Regions from separate parts of the Homo sapiens genome. Here region 1 is linked to region 2. A link is an interaction called in ENCODE POLR2A ChIA-PET data of the cell type or tissue named here. Cell type or tissue: HepG2. All regions are shown on one strand. Links, peaks and the distances in the headings refer to the core of each region. The heading gives the core; the rest is flanking DNA. Region 1 overlaps ADAM8 (ADAM metallopeptidase domain 8). Region 2 overlaps ZNF511-PRAP1 (ZNF511-PRAP1 readthrough).

The links. Peaks named below come from ENCODE experiments on the same cell type or tissue, not always from the same donor. Only the 100,000 strongest peaks of a DNase experiment are listed, where the experiment ranks them.
Region 1: POLR2A ChIA-PET joins it to region 2 with 8 read pairs; 6 of 35 experiments call an interaction of 5 or more read pairs at or near these places.

What each region holds. Positions count from the first base shown.
Region 1 is chr10:133,269,871-133,272,765 of GRCh38, forward strand. ADAM8 (ADAM metallopeptidase domain 8) reads right to left here. Exons shown (of 23, transcript NM_001109.5): 9 at 2,546-2,715; 10 at 2,323-2,404; 11 at 1,936-2,084; 12 at 1,658-1,835; 13 at 1,330-1,419; 14 at 1,011-1,200; 15 at 866-935; 16 at 490-640; 17 at 27-104. Among named protein-coding and RNA genes, the nearest start is that of ADAM8, 5.6 kb to the right of the region's middle. RefSeq lists an enhancer at 639-1,395. In HepG2, for the core only: no CTCF peak of the experiment used is centred there; no DNase peak of the experiment used is centred there.
Region 2 is chr10:133,322,776-133,325,670 of GRCh38, forward strand. All of the region lies in intron 5 of ZNF511-PRAP1 (ZNF511-PRAP1 readthrough), which reads left to right. It overlaps CALY (calcyon neuron specific vesicular protein), which reads right to left. Exons shown (of 6, transcript NM_015722.4): 6 at 1,297-2,791. Among named protein-coding and RNA genes, the nearest start is that of CALY, 13 kb to the right of the region's middle. RefSeq lists a silencer at 1,788-1,837. In HepG2, for the core only: no CTCF peak of the experiment used is centred there; DNase peaks (open chromatin) are centred at 1,506 and 1,816; H3K4me3 peaks cover 690 bases; H3K27me3 peaks cover 439 bases.

The DNA.
Region 1 (2,895 bases), core at 134-2,633, 53 kb before region 2:
GCCCTGTCCCGAGAGGCCACACATACCCCATGGTTGTGGCACTGGGCAGAGCAGTTGCTGGATCTGTAAACGTGTAAGTCCTGGCAACGTCCTTTCCAGCAAACCTGGGGGTAGGAGGCGTCTCTCAGGCAGCCGCTCTGGACCTCTGCCCCGCCAGCGTCCCTTGAAACTGCATGGTAAGCTGGGGGTGGGCTGTGGTCACCACGTCCAAGGTGGCTGTGCTTCAGCCCATCTGCCGGCTGCCTACCCCCAAAGCCCCTGGGAAGTGGCCCTCCTGGGGCACGTGGCCGCCGGCGACGGCCATCAGATGAACTGAGAACCATGTCTCTCCCCACCCCCGGAAACCTTTCAGTCTCTACTAGAAGCGCGGAGAGAACTCTGTTCCCATGGCCTCGAGCAGCTGCCAAGCTCAGAAACGCATCTGCACCCACGTGGGGCACATGCCCGGGATGCCTGGGGGGTGGCGCGGCCTCTGAGCCAGGGGCTCACCTTCTCTGGTCCACACCGGGTGCCCTCGGGCACTGGTTCATACGCAGTGCCATCCTCTGTGGTGAGCGCGTGGCACACATCCACGATGCAGATGGCACGCCCCAGGGGCTGCTGCCCACCCTTGCACTGCAGAACGCCACACATGTCAGCCCTGTGGATGGACGGCAGGTCGTGGGCCAGCTTGCCTGGGAGCATGCTGGGGAGCCCAGGAGCCACAGTGACCCACCTCCCTCCCACAACACGGTGCGCTTGAGCCTGGGGTCCATGGGTCCAGAGCAGACCCTCATGGGAGCAGGACCCTTTGCAGAGGCCCTTCTGGGGCTGACCCCGCTGTGGGAACAGCACATGTCCTGGGCCCAGGGCGGTCTCAGCTCACCTGTACCGGCTGGCCTTGCAGCCTGGTAGGATGTCATAGGAGAAGCAGGACTCCTCGGCAGCCTGCCCACCTGTGGGACCAGAAGCGGGTTAGCCCTGGCAAGGCCTGCAGCCACCCTGCCAGGCCAGCTCTGTGCCCACTTCACCTGGCCCCCAGAAGGCCTGGCACTGCTGGGCCAGTGTGGGACAGGCCCCGTTGTAGCAGTAGCCCCCGGAGCAGGGCGTGCCGTTCTCCTGGAAGGCGTCTTCCGGGCACTCAGGGTGCCGGCCGTCACAGAACTCCTCGAGGTCACACATGTCCTTCTTGGGACGGCACAGCTCACCAGCCGGCTTCACCTGGCCCAGCAGAGAACAGCTCACCATGGGGACAGGTCCACGCAAGCTGCCTGGTCCCTGGTGCCCCAGGGTCCCTTCCCACCTGCCAGCCATGGGCTCTGGGGGTCACTGGTGGGAGGCTGCACTCACCTTGCACTCCTGGCAGCAGGTACCGTGCGCACACTGGGCCCCCTCAGCCAGCTGGCAGGTGGTAGAGTTGCAGCAGCGGTTCCGGCAGTCCTGGGGCGACGGCAAAGGCCTTGGCAGGCTGCACTGGGGCCGGGCTGGGCTCCAGGGCGGACCTGGCCGCCTCCCCTGACCACTGGGGTGCCCTGCAGCCACTCCCTCCCTGTGACCGCTCTGGACACCCACAGAGCCCCAAGTTCCACGTGTGGATGTGCAGTGGTCACCCTGGCCTGAAGGGACAGAGGTTGTGGCACCCAGTGCTGACGGGAGCAGGTATGGGGCATGGACGCACCTCGGGGGGGCCGCAGTCGCACTGCTCCCCACGCTCCACAAACAGGTTCCCACACACGGGGCCGCCCACCAGGTGGCTGAGGTCAGGGGCGTTGGCGAGGCACACCGACTGCGGCCGCTCCAAAAAGCTCTCCAGGTAGGCCTGGCTGCAGTCACTGAACATCCTGGGGAAACTGGAGCTGGGGAGGCGGGGCAGCATTGGGGGAGGCGGCCTGGCCCCTTCCCCACCCACCTCGTACCTCCAGCATACCCTGGCTCTGCAGGGCCTGGCCGCCTCACCCAATGCTGCCCGCCATGATGCAGCGGCCGGCCTCGAAGCGTTCCTGGCAGCGGCAGCCCTGGACGTTCTCATCATGGTCCATGCCCAGGTTGTGGCCCATCTCATGGGCCATGGTACAGGCCACGCCCACGGGGTTCTTGCTGTGGTCCTGCAGGAGGGTCTGTGCTCTCAGGAACCATGTGGCCAACTCCCCACGCCTGCCACCCTCACCCCACCAGGGCCCAGGACTTGGCACAGCTTCCCGCCAACACCACCTTAAAACATAAAATCAGGCATTAAACCTGGCCTGAGGGGAGGTGGCCTGCTCCAGAGACCTGGACCGAGGCGTCCCCTCCCCTATCCAGCTCTGGCCTCGGCCTGGCAAACCCGGGCAGGAGCCCCCTCACCTGGTTCACAGCCCCTGAGCTGTGGGAGCACATGGCGGACACCCTGGCAAACCCCACGGTAGTCCCGGTGAAGTCGACACCCCTGGAAGTGGGAGTGACACAGATGCCCTGGACACGGCTCCCTCCCCACTTCCCTCCCACCCCAGCCCTGCTCTCCCTTCCACCCCACCCTGCCCGCCCTCCCTCCCCAGCCCTCCCCACCCTGCCCGCTCCGCCAGCTCACGTGATGAGCTGTACGTTGTCATGCAGGTGCCGCCGTGTCCGTTGCCGTGCCTGCCAGGTCAGGAGGTTCTCCAGTGTGACACTGGGGTCGGGGCTGACGTGGAACCTGTCCTGACTATTCCAAATCTCCAGGCCCACCAGGACCACACGGAAGTTGAGTTTCTGATATAGCTGGAGAGGTGGTGGAGTCCTGGGGGTCAGGCAGGGTGGCGGAAGGTACAGCAGGGAGGGTGGGTGGCGGAGGATGCACCTGTCCCACGGCGAGGTGGGGCCAGGCACAGGTGCGGGGCAGAGCTGGAGCAGGTGGAATGAACCCTGTGGCAACACCCCCCCCACCTCCCGCCAGGGGCT
Region 2 (2,895 bases), core at 85-2,584:
TTGGCCTCCCAAAGTGCTGGGATGACAGGCGTGAGCCATTGCGCCCAGCCGAGAATTGATTGTTAAAGAGTCTGGTATGGCCAGGTGCAATGGCTCACACCTGTCATCCCAGCACTTTGGGAGGCCAAGGCAGGTGGATCACTTGAGTTCAAGACCAGCCTGGGCAACGTTTCAAAACCCTGTCTCTACAAAAGAGATGATATGGTCAATGTCTGTAACCCCAGCTACTCAGGAGGCTGAGATGGGAGGATCACTTGAGCCCAAGAGGTGGAGGCTGCAGCAAGCTGTGATTGTGCCACTGCACTCCAGCCTGGGCAACAGAGCATACCCTGTCTCAAAAAAAGAAAAAGAACCTAGCACCTCCCTCCATCCTTCTCCTGCTTCCTCTCTGGCCCTGTGGTCTCTGCACACCAGGCCTGCTTCCCCATCCAGCATACGTGGACACAGCCTGAGGCCCCACCAAAAGCAGATGCTGATGCTGTGCTTCTTGTACAGCCTCCAGAACTGTGAGCCAAATAAACCTCCTTTTTTTTACAGCAACACTAAAGGGATTAGGGCATCAGCCACTGGGCAATCTCAGTAAAGGGTGCATGGGAGTTCTTTACATGATCACAGTTGTTCTCCAAATTTGAAATTATCTCGAAATGTTAAAAAAAAAAATACAGACTGGGCGTGGTGGCTCACGCCTGTAATCCCAGTACTTTGGGAGGCTGACGTGGATGGATCATGAAGTCAGGAGATTGAGACCATCCTGGCTATCATGGTGAAACCCCATCTCTACTAAAAATACAAAAACTTAGCTGGGCGCGATGGCGGGCGCCTGTAGTCCCAGCTACTCAGGAGGCTGAGGCAGGAGAATGGTGTGAACTCGGGAGGCGGAGCTTGCAGTGAGCCGAGACCGTGCCACTGCACTCCAGCCTGGGTGACAGAGCGAGACTCCATCTCAAAAAAATAATAATAATAAGGCCGGGCGCGGTGGCTCACATCTGTAATCCCAGCACTTTGGGAGGCCGACGCGGGCGGATCACGAGATCAGGAGATTGAGATCATCCTTGCTAACGCAGTGAAACCCCGTCTCTACTAAAAATACAAAAAATTAGCTGGGCGTAGTGGCGGGCGCCTGTAGTCCCAGATACTCAGGAAGCTGAGGCAGGAGAATGGTGGGAACCCGGGAGGCGGAGCTTGCAGTGACCTGAGACCGCGCCACTGCGCTCCAGCCCGGGCGACAGAGCTAGACTCCCTCTCAAAATAATAATAATAATAATAATAATAATAATAATAATAATAATAATAAAATACAGGGGAAAGCTGTATTTTAATTCAAACATCGGCCATGCAGAGACTCCCTGCCCCCATATATCCCAGCTGACGCCCCAGGCCCCGGGCCCCCCTCCCTTGCAGGCCATCAGGGCCAATTCAGTTCTGCGTGTGCTTGTTCATCTGGCCAATGCCCTTAGAAGCCCAGCAGTGAAGGGTGTGGTGTGCATGGCCCTGCCTTCCCTGACCCCACCTGGCTGGCTTCCAGCTCACCATGGCTTCCCTGGCAGGCCCAGTTCACAGGCTTCCTGGGCACTGCCGCTGTTCCAAAGCAGGCCAGTCCCACTGAGCTGGGAAGCTGCCTAGACCCGCACCTAGCCAGCAAGCCTGGGAGCCAATGGTGGGGGGCTTCCATCCACCAATGGTCGGGGGCTGGGGTGGGCGGGGCTGCAGAGCCGCTGCTGGCTGGGGTGGGCGGGGCTGCAGTGCTGCAATTGGCTGGGGTGGGCGGGGCTGCAGTGCTGCAATTGGCTGGGGTGGGCGGGGCTGCAGAGCTGCTGCTGGCTGGGGTGGGCGGGGCTGCAGAGCTGCTGCTGGCTGGGGTGGGCGGGGCTGCAGAGCTGCTGCTGGCTGGGGTGGTGCAGGTGGTGGGTGAGATCTGCCGGAAGTCCATTCCCTGTAGTGTTCAGTGCCGGGAGTTGGCTGGGGCTGGGGTGGGGATGCTGGGGCTGGGGTGGGGATGCTGGGGCTGGGGTGGGGATGCTGGGGGAGACTCATGGCAGCTCCAGGCTCCCCTGGCGTTTCAGCCTCACCATCTTTCATCTGGCTCCAGGGACACGGGAGACCCCAGCCCCCAGGAACCAGAGCTCACCCCTCATCAGGCCCCACTCCCCACTCAGACGCCCCCATTCACTCCTTTCTTCACTTGGTCATTTATGCCTGTGGGCCACACATCTAGGAGGCAGGAGCTGCTCATGGGTGCCGCCCAGAACCAGGGGTCCCCCGGGAGGCAGACACTCCTGTCAGAGGGGGAACGCCCGGGGCCCAGGCCCAGCACCAGGTAGATGGGGGCGGGGGGTCGGGGAACCAGCAGGACAAGGGGCTGGGCAGCGGATAGGGATGGACCCGAGGCTCCCCTGGGTGGGCCGGAGCCCCGCCATTAAGGCACATCCCGGTGGGGCTTGGACAAGGCCCGGACCACGCAGCGCGAGGATGCGCGTGCTCCGCCTGGGCGCACCACGGCTTCCTGGGAGCTGCCCCCCACGGGGTCTCTCCTGGGTCCTTCGGGGGTCCCTGGGGGGAGCACAATGCCGGCCTCACTCACAACTGGCGGGGTGGGGGGCGGGAGAAAGGCCAGCCCGGCAGAGGACGCGCAGGAGAGATGGAAGCCTCCGGTGGACGTGAAATCTTTACTTAGAGAAAAGCGACAGAGTCAGAGACCCACGGGGGCGGGGCTGCAGCGAGGGCGCCTGGGGACACGAACACGGCGGAGAGCATCGGGAGACGCGCTGGTCACAGGAGCTGGCGGAGGACGCTGCGGAGACAGAGCCCGAGGGTTGAGAGCGGCGACGCGGCCAGGGGCTCCCCGCGGACCCCGCGTCACCCGGCGGGCTCGGATTCGCAACCCCCAACCCCGAG